Regions from separate parts of the Homo sapiens genome. Here region 1 is linked to region 2. The links are chromatin loops, found by intact Hi-C in ENCODE. Cell type or tissue: OCI-LY7. All regions are shown on one strand. Links, peaks and the distances in the headings refer to the core of each region. The heading gives the core; the rest is flanking DNA. Region 1 overlaps LINC01170 (long intergenic non-protein coding RNA 1170). Region 2 has its middle 400 kb from the start of LINC01170.

Region 1 (8,348 bases), core at 74-8,073, 130 kb before region 2:
TTTTTAGGTTGATGAAAATGTTCTATATCTTATTTGGGTGGTTGTTAGGTGGAGATATATAATTATAAAATCATTAAGCAAAACACTTAAGATATGTGTATTTTATTTTGTGTGAATTATAGCTCAAAAAAAATTTAGAGTGAAGTATCAGATTAAAACAAATATGGAATAAGACATTACTCAATTATATTTATTTGTTTGTTTTATTTATGACAGAAGACAATATATACAACTTGTTAAAGAGAAAAAAAAACTATTCCAAAGGTTGAGTTGTTTTTTTTGCCATCTTATTTTAATGGGTCAACTAGTAACATATGTAACTGAATATGAGATTGAAACCATTGAAAAGTTTAGTAGATCAATAAATTCCTTCTTCCAGTGATGGTGGTTCTAACAGAACTCTTAATGGTAGATCCAGTGTACATCTCATATGTCCAAAATATTGTATAAACCTGTGTAGAAAGGGTTTGTGTTTAAAGAGCTCAGTGTTTGTGCTCTGAGGAGTATATCAAAATTACATAAAACATTAAATAAAAGAGCTATTTACTCAGACTAAAATAACATGCATTCACAATTGTTTTATAACTTGTGCTGAAAAAATGTTTAGAGATTTCTGGGAACCAAAAGAATCTTAATACTATATTATAAATATTTTCAAAGATTTAAGGTAAAGATGGATATAATATATGAACAAATAGCGGTTCACAGTAGAGAAATGAGAACTATAAAAATTCAAATAGAAATTTGAGAAGATGGAAAATTTACTGGAGGTTATAACAACAGATTGGACAATCAGAAAAAAAAATAACTGTACTTGCAGATAAGTCAACAGAAACAAACCAACCAAAGCACAGAGTGAAAAAAGAGATTGGAAAAATTAAAAATAACCATATCGATCTTTTGATTGTGTGGCAATATCAAAACATCGAACATACATGGAACTGGAATTGCAGAAAAGGGAGAGAAAAGAATTGGCATTAGCAAAAATATTTGAAGATAACATGCTCAAATGTTTTCCAAATTGAAAAAATCTGTATGAAAGCTTAATTACTTATTAAAGATAAAAGCTTAGCGTGACTTGCAAAGTGATCTTTTCTTACCCAGCAAACTGATTTGCCATTGGGAGTTACAATTTTTAAACAGCTTTACTGAGATATAATTGACAAAATCAACTACGTATGAAGTGTACAATTTGATACATTTTGACTTATCTATAAGCCCCCCCAATTTTTCTTATGCCCATTTATAATTTCTCTCTCGGATCTTCCTGGTCTCCAGACACCTAGCCATCTGAGTTCCATCACTAAAGATTTGTTTTCATTTCTAGAAAATTTCATTTTCTAGAATTGTATGTAAATTGAATAATATGGTAGGTACTTCTTTTTTGCTTGATTACTTTCACTCATCATAAGGTTCATCGATGTTGTTGTGCCTATTAATAGTTCATTTCTTTTTATTGTTAAGTAATATAATTGCTTATAGCCAATTACTAGAACTGTTAAAACGAAGCTATGGTGATAGAAATCCGGAAAGTGATTACCTCTGCATGAGGGGTGAGGAAATTGATTGTAAAGAGCCATGAAGGGAATTTCTTTGGTATGGGTGCTGCTTATATGGGTGCATACATTTGTTGCAACCCACTGAACTGTAAACTTAAGATGTTTGCTTTTCACTGTGAATAATTTATACCTTGATAAAAATAAGAGGCAGGGTTTGAAAAAAAATCACCAGATGTGGTTTTAGTTCACCTAATTGCCAAAATACTTGTTGATATTTTCATGTGCTTGAGTCAGTGATTTATTTTTCATATATCTGGTTACTCTGAGTACCATCTTTGACATAACTTTAAAGCATTTCCCTATTATTTAACTCTTTTGTGAGGGCAAATTTATGAAAAGTTTACTGTAGGACAAGCTTTCTCAAAACATTCCAACTAAATCAATCATTACTGCCTCCAAGTTATCTTTATAAAAGTAATATCTATGCCCCAAACTGAGTATACCTATGATATTCCCCAATATATCATGTATTAAAATGGAGTAATGGAGTTGTTAATGATAATGTTTCATTCATATATATAATTTTTCCTCTATCAATAAAATATAATATGTACCCTACATACTAGATAGAATTAAATTTTATCATAAAAACCAAGAAAAATTATTCAAATGAACTTACAGCTCAAATAATTTCAATAAAATAACATTTTTATTGAATGACAAATGATTAAAGTCTAGGTATTAACTTATTTGTTCAAACATTTATTGACTACCTATAACATTTCTGATTTATATGCTTTTCCACTTCTAAGTATCTTTGGTATTTTCATAACATAATGAAACACATAAGCTACATTATAAATGGTAGCTTATATAGAAAAGTGGTTACATTTTTTGGTGTGTTTTGGTATACACAATGCAATATGAAGCTATGTATAATTAAGCCATACTCAATATTGAAGCATTATTGAATATTCAATATTACACTTAATATTTACCTCTATATAACCTAACTAGAGGACGCTGGGGTCAGAGCCCACTGGCACATGAACCACCACTTGTAACATTCTTTTCACAGTATGTTCAGTCTTCCATTTTGTTTCAGTACCATTCATTATAGCAGAGCAAAAATGTACAATTTGGTGTCTGAGTGTCTTTGAAAAATAATTATTCAGACAAACAAATGTAATATTACTGGTTTGGGTTTGCTTCTGTATGGTTTGGATTGTAATTTTTCAATTAGAACCTCAATGAAATAATCATCATTCAATTATAGTTTATCTCCCTACTTGCTCTTCTCATCTTCAGATCCCATCATCTGAGGCTCTGAATCATCCAGGACAAAACAGGAGCACCCATGCTGGGCTGCTTTTGTGCTACATGAGACTCCAACATCATTCTCCTTATTGGAAGGGACTCTCCAGGAGCTTCCTTTTGTCCTTAGAAAGATGTCAAACTCCTTGGCTTGTCAGCCCCTCTGAAGAGTGGCCCCTCTCTTACCTGTGACCTTCTTTGGCCCACCCTGCTCCCCCTGGGCTCAGCACTCCAGTTGCTCAGGTCTTCTCTCTGATCCCAGAGGCTGCCAGGCTCATCTTGTGTTTTCATCTTTAGAATGTTCTTCCTCAGATCTTCACAAAGCTAGATCTTCCTTATCATTCCAATCTCAGCTTAAATACTACTACTTAGCAAGACCGTTCTTAAAATCTCTTATGATGTGGCCCCTCTTCTTATCCTTTATGGTGCTACCTGTGGGTTTTTATTTTCTACATTGAATTCTTACTCTTATCTGATTTCCTGTTAGTTTACTTCTACATTTTCTGTTAGACCATAAGCAGGGCTGTGCATTGCCCAACTCCAGGCAGACCCCTCACATTGTTGTCTATGTGGATGTTGTTCCTGGAGTGAGACAGGGTAAACCTGCCAGCCTCACACAGTGAGCTTGGTAACAGAAGCTCCTGGTAAATGCTGTTATTCCTAGTACCTAAAACAGTGCCTGACACACAGCAGGTGCTCCAAATATATTGCTAGAAAATGAACTCTTAAATTTAATGGTTTCTAGAGGCCTAGGGGAGCTAGAGAATGTATTTTAGCTGTAATCTTTTCCATTTCTATTGCTCTGGTGTGTTCCTCCAAAGAAAACCTATATTTAAAATAGTAAATATGACTAAATTTCTGATATAAATTACAAAGAAAGGAATCAATCATTTACCTGAATTGCTTAAGAAATTGCTTAAGGCTAATATGCTCATGTTACTGATAGTTTAATTTTAATGATTATAGGAAGAATTTTTTAAAAATCTTTTTCATTAACATTTGTATTTGTATATTAATCATAAATAACTAATGTGCTACCAGTATGGGATATTACCCATCTCTATAAATCTTTTGGGATAAGACCACTTTGCTAGGTAGATTAGATTTCACAATAATTTATATGAGTCTTTGAACTGAAAAATATTCCTCATTCTCAAACATTAAATATGCTGATGAGAAGTCATAACACATTTTATTTAAAAGGAAATATAACATTTTCTTCCAAAAATTCAAGCAAACGCAATCATATAGATAAATGAAGAAAATCTGAATTTGTGAACTAAAAATTAAGATGACCAGGATTATAAAATTTAAAATAGATTCTCCATCATATATCATACATTTATTCAGTTTTAGTATAAAGATCCTGCATAGGAAGTATTTAAACACTGCAGGGTTAGGTTTTCCTCACTGTGACTCATCTTTGGACTCAAGGATGAATGTACACGAGAGCTTTGGTCAGATTAGGTGAACGTGGTCTATTTGATTAGTAATTGATCCTGCGTGCATGTCACATTCCCTGGAATTGATAACAACCACAAAAAAGCCAACCCCTTTGCCTTCAAACCCACCTATGAAATAAAAATGCTGCAGCTAGTGTGTTTTTTAAAAATAGACATTTTATTACACTGCAGCGTTTCCTCCTTTTTCTCTGTGGTATCATTTGAAGTCTGTTTTTTAAAACAGAAGTTGAACAAATGAATCCTTCTGTCCTCACTTTCAGTTGTCAGCAGTGCTTCAGTGTGAGATGAAATAAATTGCCAAGCCCTTTCATCTTCTATAATCAGCTCTGCACAGCTGAGTACACCCACAGCCCTGCATGCCGCCTCTGCCAGCGCTGATTCTATGTGGAACAGGAAGTCTTTGTTAGTGCCACATTTCCAACGCTCTACACAGGAGTGGGTTTATTTTGCTTCCCTCCTTCCTTTCTTGCTCCCTTGCCTCTTCCACCTCCTTTCTCCCTGCCTGCACAGCTGACGTGCAGTTCATTTCCTGTAGGAAAGAAGTTTGGGGGGATTGACATTATTTTTTTTAAAAAGATATGTCTGAGGTAGGTTTTTTCCATCCTGCAACACAATCATGCGTATCATTCCTTTAGTCATGTACAAATTGATGAGCATTACAAATGGGAAGTTATTTGGAGAAGTCCTAAACAATGCCTTTACTAGGTCAAGATGTTATTTTATTTTGTTTTGCTTTATTTTATTTTACTTATTTTATTTTATTTTTTAGAGACAGAGTCTCACTCTGTCACCCAGGCTGGAGTGCAGCGGTGCGATCTTGGCTCAGTCTCCCAAGTAGCTGGGATTACAGGCTCATGCCACCACTCGTGGCTAATTTTTGTATTTTTACAAAATTTCACCATGTTGGCCAGGCTAGTCTCCATTTCCTGGCCTCATGTGATCCGCTCGCCTTGGCCTCCCAAAATGCTGGGATTACAGGTGTGAGCCACCATGCCTGGCCCAAATGCTTTATTTTTAAAAGCAGAGAAGCAGCACATTTATAACACCAAGGATATCCACAGAGATTTACTTATCACATTCCAGGTTTTATATTTCTAGCACCCAAACTACGTGGACTTCTATTAGGGAACAAAGCAGGGCATAACAGGTTGGTGTAGGGGCTACAAACAAATATCTGCTAGTTATTGCTAGTTTTCATTGTTCTTGTTTTCTGCCATGAACCCGAGTTCCTTTCAAGATCGTCCTTCCTTTAGTCCATGTACTTCTGGTGGGGCTACCAGTCCCTGATTTCTCCTTTTCTGCATCTTCTTCCTCCTTATCCCCACTACCATCATTCTGCTCTTCATCATAGTTGTCAGCACGGTGGTTATTAGGTGTCAGGTGCTAGTCTTAATGCCTTACATGTATAAACTCAGTTTAATCCGTTTGGCACAGTTTGGCTAAATGATTTGCCTAATGTCACGCAGCTAGTTAAGTGGTGAAAGTGAGATCCAAACCTGGGTATTGTGTCTCCAGACTTCTGTTCTTATCTAGTTCACAATAGTGCTGCTCTAAGGGTGGGCAGATGACTTACTTGTACCCTACCTGCCTGGAAACAAAGATTAGTCCAAGGCTGGGCACATGGTCCAAGAGAAGGGAGATGGTATGGGTAGAAGTTGCACATTTTGTCTTTCTGCAGGCGTTACAAAGCTAGCAGGATGGGACTCTGGGGCTGTTAGGGGACATCATACCCGTCGTGTGCAGAGATGGAGCCTTGATACTTACTGAGTTCTGTCTGGTCCAGCTGCTCCTGAATGCAGTTTATCCAGAATTTTTTTTTTTTTTTGTAATGTGAGCCAGTAAGTTCTCTTTGTTTGCTCAAGCCAGCTACCTTGGAATGTCTACCACTGTTAGAAGAAGGGTTATCGAGTGACAGAGGAAAAAAGCAAAATGTCAACAATTCCCAAAGAATGCCAGATGTCCCCCATCTACCTGTGCCTACCGTAGCCCACCACTCCCCTCCCCCAGGGCCCTATCCAAATGCAATTAGCCCTGTAAAAATGATAGTGTCTACTCAGTTAAGCCACTGGCTTTTTATACATAAAAAACAAACCCATTTTAAGATGAGAGGATATGCTGGCTTGGAAGTGTGTATTGATCTTTTAAGGCTGAATTTATAAACTCAAATTCTGTCTCAAGTGGGAAAGGACTAGAAATGAATTATTGTTTTCCAGCCACTTTCTGGTGAGAAGGATCGGTAACACTTGGAAACCAATTATAACAGTAACAGACCAGAAAAGTAATTCCTGGGGAATGTCTTTCTCTGGGGTGCTGCTGAACACCAACAGAAGGAAAGTTATTTCTTCTTAAGATTCAAATTAGCTCTTTCCTCAAGACTAAGTTCTTTAGGAACTTGTGATATAAGGAAAGTATATAAGTTGGAAGTACAAAGTCATCATTTCCTCTTAGAGTGGTCCTGTAGTGTGCTCCCAGGTGGTTTTATGAAGACCAAGTTGATGGCCATTTGCCTGAGGTTTGCAGAATTGCCTTGTTTTATGGAAGGAGATTGTGTTGTATTTATCCTGTAAGCCTAGCACCAAACACAGTGCCTTTCACATTACAACAGCTGACATTTATCAAGCACTCTTACATCAAAACTTTTTAAAGAAGCTCATGCACTTTTTTTTAAACTTACTTTGTCTGATGATATGGGTACTGTAACGACCAGCATCCCTATTTTACAGATAAGGAAACTGAGGCACAGAGTTGTTAAGTAACTTTGGCAATCAACCAGGTACCAAGTGGGTGAAGCAAGGGTCTGAGCAGGCAGTTAGGTCCTGAGGCCATATTGTTAACCATTGTGCTATACTGACTTCTCTTGTAGAAGGTGCCTAATGCATATTTCTTGACTGGAACTGAAACTGTTGAATTTCCCATGTGGCCCAGCTAGCAAGAAAACAGGCTTTTTATGTTGTAAAAAAATAAATAGCTACTCCGAGTTAAAAGAGCCAGCCACAATCAAAATTCCTTCATTTTCCTGAGGCTTTGATTACCCCAAGATAATTCTAGTCTGTAGAATCACTTTGCTGTCATCAGCATACATAATTAAATATTTAGTAGGAAAATTAATATATTTAAATTTGTTTAAAATTAAGCTGACCACTAATAGCTCTGCTTATCAGTAGAAACTTTATATTTTTATAGGACAACTTAAGAACATTTTAATGGCCAATAAAATTGCTCCCTAGATCCTAGCAGTTTTCAGATTCCAAAATTGTAGCTGAAGATACTGTTAGTCATTCCTAAATTACTAACTGCTCATTACTGACTTCTAAATTGTCTCGTTTATCTTTACATTTGAGAAAAATAAAAAAATATGACTTCCCTAGAGGTAGATTACATACAAGGTAGATATACTTTATAAACTTATGTATACATTTAAGACATAGGTTGCTATAGAATAAAAACACACTGCACTATCTTTGTATAAATACATCTGAATATAACTAAGTCTATGTATTATCTAATTTGGGGAGAAGGGATCAAAAGATCATACCATTATAAAGTTGATTACAATAATGGTATGATTCAATTGTTTCCATAAATAAATGGATTTTTTTACCAAGTTTAAAAAATACTTACATTAATTTCTATTTTATTTACTTTCTGTGCATTATATATTTAGGGACAGATGTTTAATTATGCATTTCTGCCACTAAAATGTCTACAGTAGTAGACTTTTGAATAGATCTGATCACTTGGAGATTAGACATCAATTAAGACTATTTAACTCAAGTTATTTCATCAAAAACTTTCTAGCTATAAGTAAAAATGAAAGAAGGGCAAAAAACCACAGTGATTGTAAAAAGATGTGTGGCCGCTACATATAAATATAAAGTACTATATTTTGAACTCTCAGGATGGAGAGGATGATGATCTTGAATCATGCTTTTCAAATACATTTAAATATACTGAAGACACTGTGCAGATCTGGGCTTCTGATCTAGGTAAATCCTGGCTGAAACTGGGTAACTCTAACATCCTCTTTGGGAACTATTTCTATGACTTTTTAAAAGCAGACGAAATACACCTT
Region 2 (8,348 bases), core at 282-8,281:
TTGTCAATATCTCTATTTTCTCTTTTTAACATTCTAAATTATTCAAATTCTTCAATCTTATCACTATTTCCATTTTCAAAAGGTTATAAACTCTTATTAAACACATCTTATGATGTAGATGTTATACTAGGCATGAATGTACTTTCAATATTGAATAAAACATGACTATATCTTATGAGTACAGTGATCCTGTAATTCATTACCCAAACAAAGACACTTTGAAAGTAAAAGAAGGAATTAAAATAATTATCCAATGTTAACTAAACTGTAGTGAATCGAGTACAAACCCAGAAATAAGGTTACCCTACTTAAGGAGTTAACCATCTTTTACAGACAGACACACACACACATAAATAGTTATGATATAATGGGCTCAAATTACTAATATTGGTGTATATTAGGTGCTGTAGAAACACAGGGGAGGAAGTAACTAACCTTTCCTGAGGTAATCAGCTTTCTCAAACTAGACTTATTCTTTGTACAGGGTATATTTCCGCATGACCACAGATGAACACATTTGCTTGGCTTTCTGGCACAGCCCTAGCAATGACATGTGCTTGTTTTTGCAGATGTGGATCCAGGTTTAGACTGCTCTCCACTCCCACCACACACACACACACACACACACACACACACACACACACACACACACACAGTGTTGGTCCCTGCATCTGCATGTTGGCCAAACTAGAGCCCTGAGGATGCTAGCTACACTACAGCAGTTCGTGACAAATTGAGAAGTATATGGATATAGCGATAAATAGTGAATGAAAATAAACCAACATGTACGTTCTTTTCCTCTTTTCCCACAGACAGACTGTCATGAGGCACAATAGTTTTGTGGCCTCTCAGAACCTCCGTTATGTTCCAGTGATCAGCTGTAACTATTATCAGGGTGGCCAGGTAGATAATAGTTCCATCCCTGTTATTGCTTTCCCTGCCTTCCTGCTTCACTCCCTTCTTTGTGTCCTTTTCCTCTGGGATTTTACCAAGGCTAATATATGCCATCATATCTTATTCTCTACATTCTGTCCCAAAGTAAACTAATTCATCTTCACTTTCAACAATCTACCCAGTACCTATTTCCCAAAGGGGGCATTTTATACAAGTAGTAAAAGTCTTTTTGGTAAATAAACACATTTTATTTGCTTTGACTGAGGTCAGGAACTAGTTGTAGGCCCCATATTGGACTATTGTAGTTGTAGGTCCCAAATTGGACTATTTTCTGTAAAGGCATTAAGACTGAATAAAGACACAAAGACATAGCTATAGAAGCAATGGCTGCCCCTTCAAGCCAGTTGGCTCTTTTTCTACAGTTTTAGATTTTGTAAACAGAAGAGACCTCAACACTGCAAGGATACTCCTGGGTCAATTCATGCCAGACTATAGTATGTTCAGACCTGTAAGAAGCAAATTCAAGAGGCATTTTTTTGGCTATTGAAATGCCAATTATTGGGATAGTTTAATGCTCCCTTTTCTGGTACAATATTCTTTTTGTTAGCAACAGACAACAGTACTGTATTTCAGAGATTGATAACTTAATAATGTAGGACATCAAGATTATAAAAAGCAGATGTCCAGTGGCTATGTTAATTTAGTACTATCATTCCTAAAACTTATTTTGCTCCATTGACAAACATATCGTTACTAGTGATACATAGCAAAAATCAAGAGAGAAAGAGAGATACCAAAGTTATGCAGTATTTGATTACTCTGTATCTTATGGAATGTATACTCTTTACATTATTTTCACATGAAGTAAATTATTTAAAATTTTTTAGGGGCAGAATGTCACCTTGACTTGCAAGGAATAATTTCTTATTATGTGTATTACATGTATTCTGGTCAAGTTTCCAAATCTTAAATTTATTTCCTTTTATATGAAATGTTAAAATAGCATTTTAAAATTTTAATTTGAGATGACACAATTGGTATAATATAATCATACAAAAAATACTATTAGTATTTTGTGAACTTAAATCAGGCAAAATTTTTAATCAAACAATTGAGAAGCAGAGTTGGTTTTAATTTTTAAATGGACCTAAGCCCTTTTTAGTAGCTTCCAAACTTACATCAAACTCAGCCTGAAAAAGAGAAAGAAAAAATAAAAGGAAAGAAAGCATAATGAAAAAGAACAAGAATATTACTTTGAAACTATATCTTAGTGAAGAGGAAAATATAGAAAAATAGGAAAAGGAAACTGGATATTTGCTTTTAAATTAAACCTGAATCCTCTTCTTTGCTACCTGGTGTACATTTTAGATAAGTCACTTAGCTGAGTTCTTTTATTGGTCTTGGGATCTATTTCATTGCTCACTACAAATTCCAAGGTGGTTTTAATATGATTTATGTATCTGTTACATTGGAGGTTAACAGCCTCCTAAATTAAATTACTCTTGCCTTACACTGAAAGGAAAAAAAAAGACTCCTTTTAGGTAAAATTGCATTTCCTTTAAGTGAAATAACTCATTTACAGGTTTTGTTTTTCAAGTAGGTTTTTGTTTCTACAAGTTTCCAACACTGTAGAAACAAAGAAAGGTGATCAAAGAAGTATATTCTCTGTAATTTCTTCTAAATATGCCAAAAACATCTCTATTTTTGCCAAAAAAATCTCTATTTTTAGGTGTTATCTAGGGCTTGCCTTAGGCTTAGAGTTTTCTTTATTTCTTTAACAATGGCTTGCAAGACAGAAAGAACTAGTTTAATTTCTTTGAAGAATAATTTTCATAATGGGAAGGTTTTCCCCACAGAAAATTTGGAAAACTCACTCCCAGCAGACATAAGGCTTTTTTAAACAAAAGTTACAAAACTTTGGATAGCTCACTGGGTAGAGGACAAGATAATGAATCTGAAGCTCTTTCTGGGATTTTTATTTTCTTTCTAGAAGACATAGTAACATCACAGATGCTGATGCAAAACCTGGCACCTGAGAGATTACTGAATGTATGTCCAATAAACAAACGTATAATGAGAAAACATTCAGTAAATGAACACCTACAGTTTATCTCTTGCCACTGTCACCTTCTAGGGACCTAGTCTCTTTATTAGGAAAAACAGGTGATAATTCAGAGGACATTCCTGCTGAAATAAAGAATCTCTGATAGACGTGTTGCTGGCTAGTTGCCCTTCCTATGTGCACATGTGATAACCTGTCCTTGTACTTGTCATGGCTGTTTAGCTTCTCTGCTTCACTAGAATATACAGGGAGAAACAGCTTAGGATGTGATACAATACATACATATTGGATGGCATAGTGACCCATCTCTCCTAAAGCTTGTAGTCATAAACTGTGAATTTATTTTTCTATCTTGAAAAATGTACACATTTTTTAGACTTAGTTGAAGACATCATGAATGTGTTTCATAATTAATATAGCTTATTTCATCCATTTTTCACATAGTTATTACACTTTCAATGCTATAATTCTTTTCATCTGATATACTGGGGCACCATATTGAAACTTATTAAGTGGACAGGGGTTAAAGAGAGGGTATGAGATCGAACTTATGGGGACTCCCCATTTCTAGAACTTCCTGAGGGTATTCTCATCTTTTAAATACCCCAAAGCCTATAGCAAAATCAGTGCCCATTAAATATTTGTTGGATTAGTTAATTAATATTTTTTAAAACAGGGTGAAATGGATTACAGAAAAGATTTTTTAAATTGAGGGCAAGGCATCGCTTTAGCAAGGCTTTTCTAGGACTTGTCTTTGTGGATAAAACCCATTTGGTAATTGCTCAGCTCTCTCCTTAATTTCATCTCTAAAGACAGAGTCAGAGTCCTCAGGAATATTATACTGATTATTAATATTTGCTTAAGTATTTCCACTAAATATAAAGTAGATAATGACAGTGGAAATACATGGACATAGTTTTGATTGGTAAATAGAAAATGATTCTGTTATTATTTCCCATGCTAGTAAATTAAATCTATCTTTTGGAGACCAGCTACATCTCTTGCTATGAAAATTTTCTTAGTATTCTTTTTATCAGGGTCGACTTAAAAGGCATTGCCAGATTTCTATGCAGACTAAAATACATACACTGATGTATTTTTCTAATGTGAGTGAACAAGTGAATGCAAAATAGGGAAATTCAGTAACTAACATGATAAAGTGGTGAAACCATGAAAAACACCAGATTGGAAAAAATAGCTGAGCGGGGGTTTTCAGTTCCCTTAACAACCAAGTAGGCAACTTGATTAATGGTGCAGATTGCAGGCAATTCAGTGACCACCTGAATGAACATAAGCAGAGCATAATCACCTGACAAATAGTGGCCCGAACGTTCTGCTTTTGAAATGAGAACTGAGTAAAACTCACATCCTAGCTGAACCAAATCACCCGGCAGCCTCAAATTAGACACGTATAGAAAGAAGTTTTTAAAGTTTCTAAAACATAGTCTAAAATATAGTACTGATTTACATTATCAAAAAGCAAATTAAGAATATGTCTACTTGTAAATAAGGAGTTCAGAGTGGGAAAATAGAGAAATATTCTCATTAGATTATTGCCCTCTTTCCCAGAAATAGATGAAAGACTTCAATTCTACATCAGGATCACTATTTCTATAATCTATAGTTGTTGTTTCTTTTGTTCCATTTTTATGTTCTCAACCATTTATCAACAGCTAAAGAGACCTATTAATCATTTTCTCTAACTGCTACACTTCATAGTGTATCAATTGTAGTCTTGAAATAAAAATAAGATAAATGATTTGGCATGAATTGTGGCCTGATGAACCAAGAACAAAGATCTGACACATGGTAGATCTAAAATTCCTGCCTTATGTTTAAAATGCGCACTTACTAGACTCTTCTGATTTGCCATTTCCTTCCTATTGGCATTCGGAAAGAAGTGCAGATTATAGAATAGGGAAGTTGAATCCAAATTAAATTGCATAGTGCTTGTAAAACGAGAATAAATGTGCCCAGTAACAGTAACACTATTCTTTTTTCTGTCTTTCAGTCTTTCATAAAGGAAGTACCAAATCTTGCCCATACAGGGTACATCACAATTATTATTGATCTTATGTATGAGGCAGGCTTCTCTGCAAGGTTACACAGCACCATGGGATGAATGATAACATTTTACTGAGTGACCAAGGGCTTTTAGTAAAGCCGGTGTTTTGTCTGAGTAAGCCCAGAAAGGAATATGTTAATATAAAAACCTTTAGAAAGATTACTGTTTATAGGTATTAAATGGGCAGTAAAATGATTAGGAGACGTCTAAAAATGTGAAAGAAGAAACATGATGTAGTTAATTTATAATGTTTAACATATGAGAGACTATGTTTTGATCCTGATTTGTGCAGAGGGCCAAACAATTGCCCAATGCAAGTGTAACTTTCTAGTGTACAGACCTGGGTCACAGAGGGCCAAAACAGGGCTGTCATTTTATTATTCCCTTGATATTTTAGTATGCAACTGACAAATACATTTATGACCACTCCCTGCCCTGTACCCACGCATTGTCAGTAATATTGCCAGGAGATTATGACCTTGGTTCTCACTGTGCCCATACAGCTTCAGCATTCTTCCCAACACACTCCTATTTAATCAGGATCAGCATAGGCTTGAGGGATCAATCCCTGATTATTTATTGTGATGTGGAGCAGCTAATTCTGTATGCCTTTTTTTTCTCATCTTTTAAAAGGCTAAGAGAGGATATAATAAAATAAATAATAAAATAACTATCATATGCAAACTGCATGTATTCAGTATTTGCTCAGGAACACAGAAGCTCTCTCTGCACTCTGGGTATAAGTGGTTTTAATATAACCATTAGGGGCTTACATGTGAAGAACTGGGGAGGTGAAGATCAAAAGAGCCACCCCTGATAATCTCAGCCTGAAGTTCTGAAGCAGGTGGTCCTCAAGAGCTCCCGGGAAAGCTGATGTGAATCTCATGTCTGTCCGTATGTCTGGGTGCAAATGTCTCAGGAGAATAATGCCTACCCATCCCTTCCACCCCACATTTTCATGTGAATGCCATTCACCAGTGAATATTAACCTGAAATCATGGAGGAAAGGGGATTCTGGGGGCGGTAGTTCCCGACTTTTCTATGATGCAGAGAACTTGCAAGGCGGTGCCTCTGGCTCTCAACTGCTCTTTGTTTTACATCTCTTCATGATACATTTTTGAGGGAATTCACCAGTTCTTAAAATTTACTAATTCTCTAATTGTGCTTATTTCAGCCTTTTTGTAACTTAAGAAGATTTTTTAAGTTCTTTTTTTTTATTTTCACGGTTCCTAATAAGCTTTTTCACATAGCTCACATTTTTCATGCCTCATTTCTCCACATCTTATTTTATAATTTCTTTTCCACTTTGAAAACAGATGAAATGAGCATCATAAGTATCCTCACTTTAAAGACTGTCAAAGTGCTTTCTAAAATTAATTTTATTTGGAATAAATTGATGGTCTCATTGTTGATTTTCTTGGTTGTCAGTAGCTCTTTTCTTTGGCCTCATTTCATGGTGGGTTTGAAGAGAGTCCCTGGCTTCAATTAATAAGACTGGATTGTGCCTCCCAGCTTAGATTAGGCATTTCTAGTCCCTGTTAACTTTTCAATAGCCAAGATTTTAGCCAACCTCCCCAAGAACCAGAAAGCTCTGAGTTTCAGCTTATTACTGGTCTGTGTTTTTGTTGCACTTCTAGTGCATGTAGATGTTTATATAGTTTTTTTTGAGCTCAATTACTCTTAATTGATTTTATCTGCCATTGCTCTGTCTTTGGAAAAGAAAGAGGTGATATGTTTAAGTGTGAAATTATGGAGCCATTTTAACCAAAGGCCTGTTTGAGACATATTTAAATATCTTAGTTTTCTGTATTTCACCTCCTTCTTCAGAAATTTTAATAATTCGTGCCCAAAGGTTTCCTGTGGAATGTATAAAATGGTCTGCAGATGTTCTGGGACAGTCTGGATTTTAAGTACTATATGTCAATAAAGAATACACATGTAGTAGTAACTAAACTTGCTTATTTATATCATTTTTTGTTCCCCCAAAGATTTTTAGGGCAATACAAATGCTATTTAAGTTGCATTCCTTTCTGAAAATTTTTAAAATAAATTCAGAAATTAGAAATAATTTTTAAAAGAATATGTAGTGTGTTTTTTGGTTCTGCAAAAATAACTTTAAAATCAAGAACAACTCTACTCAGCTCTCATGCCTCAGATAATTATTTTCTCTCATTCCTCACTCAAGCTTCAGCCATTTCCACACCAAAATAACCCATTAAATTAAAAATTGGAGTATCCACACTTGTACCCCGACTGCCCTGACATCTGCGGATCTTCCCACTTCACCAGCACTGAAGGGTTTGCCACCATGAATCATGCAATCAGTCAACCACTGTTCAGAATATCTGAATTTGAAAACCTACTTAGAAAACAAAATCAATTTTCAATGCAACCCAGGAACTGTTCAAACCAAGATTAGGAAGTGTGAAAAGACGCTCTCTGGGACTTGTTTGTTGTTCCCAATTTAGTGTTCTGGAGGAAGTTGGTACATATGAAGAACTTTAATTTGTGCTAATAAAGATGTATAACTCATTTGAATCAAGCCTCTCTTTCATCTTCTCTTTTGTTCCATACTCAATTATTTGGACCATTCATAATTTTTAACATTTAAAAGGGTTTTGAGGCCGGGTGTAGTGGCTCACGCCTGTAATCTGCACTTTGGGAGGCTGAGGCAGGTGGATGACCTGAGGTCAGGAGTTCGAGACCAGCCTGGCCAACATAATGAAACCCTGTCTCTACTAAAAACACAAAAAATTGGCTGGGCGTAGTGGCACATGCCAGTAATCCCAGCTACTGAGGAGGCTGAGACAGGAGAATCTCTTGAATCCAGGAGGCAGCGGTTACAGTGAGATGAGGTCACGCCACTACACCTGGGCAACAGGAGCAAAACTCAGTCTCAAAAAAAATAATAAATAAATAAAAATAAAATAAATAAAAGCTTTTTGAGGTGTGGGTATCATATGGGGTGAAAACATTGCCTAATTCAACAAGTTGATTGTTTAGCAAACTTTGACAGGCAACGTGAACTGATCTTATAGGAGAGATTGTCAGGGTTTTTTTCTTTTTTTTTTTAACTTTAATATAACTTTCAATTTTTTGATGTGTTTTTCTCTTTTTGAGTTGCTCAATATCATAATAAATGGATACATAAGTCCTAATGAGAAGAAATCAGGGAAATAGTACTTTGAATTTCTTGTAATAAACATTAATCTCAGCCAGAACTTTTAGCTTCATTCTTTTGTGTATAAATTTGTTATATGAAATATTTTTCCTTTTGAATACATGTTTCTAATTCATCATGCTCTAGGACTTAAAGCAGAAAAATCT

What was found. Hi-C counts contacts between places; a loop is a spot of excess contacts. Peaks named below come from ENCODE experiments on the same cell type or tissue, not always from the same donor. Only the 100,000 strongest peaks of a DNase experiment are listed, where the experiment ranks them.
Region 1: it touches region 2 in a loop (4-fold over the local background); 2 of 110 quality-filtered maps call a loop at or near these places.

The regions. Positions count from the first base shown.
Region 1 is chr5:124,159,260-124,167,607 of GRCh38, reverse strand. All of the region lies in intron 4 of LINC01170 (long intergenic non-protein coding RNA 1170), which reads left to right. Among named protein-coding and RNA genes, the nearest start is that of LINC01170, 280 kb to the left of the region's middle. In OCI-LY7, for the core only: no CTCF peak of the experiment used is centred there; a DNase peak (open chromatin) is centred at 4,597; H3K27ac peaks cover 864 bases.
Region 2 is chr5:124,031,005-124,039,352 of GRCh38, reverse strand. No RefSeq gene overlaps it. Among named protein-coding and RNA genes, the nearest start is that of LINC01170, 400 kb to the left of the region's middle. RefSeq lists an enhancer at 4,015-4,064. In OCI-LY7, for the core only: no CTCF peak of the experiment used is centred there; a DNase peak (open chromatin) is centred at 4,222; H3K4me3 peaks cover 2,164 bases; H3K27ac peaks cover 3,695 bases.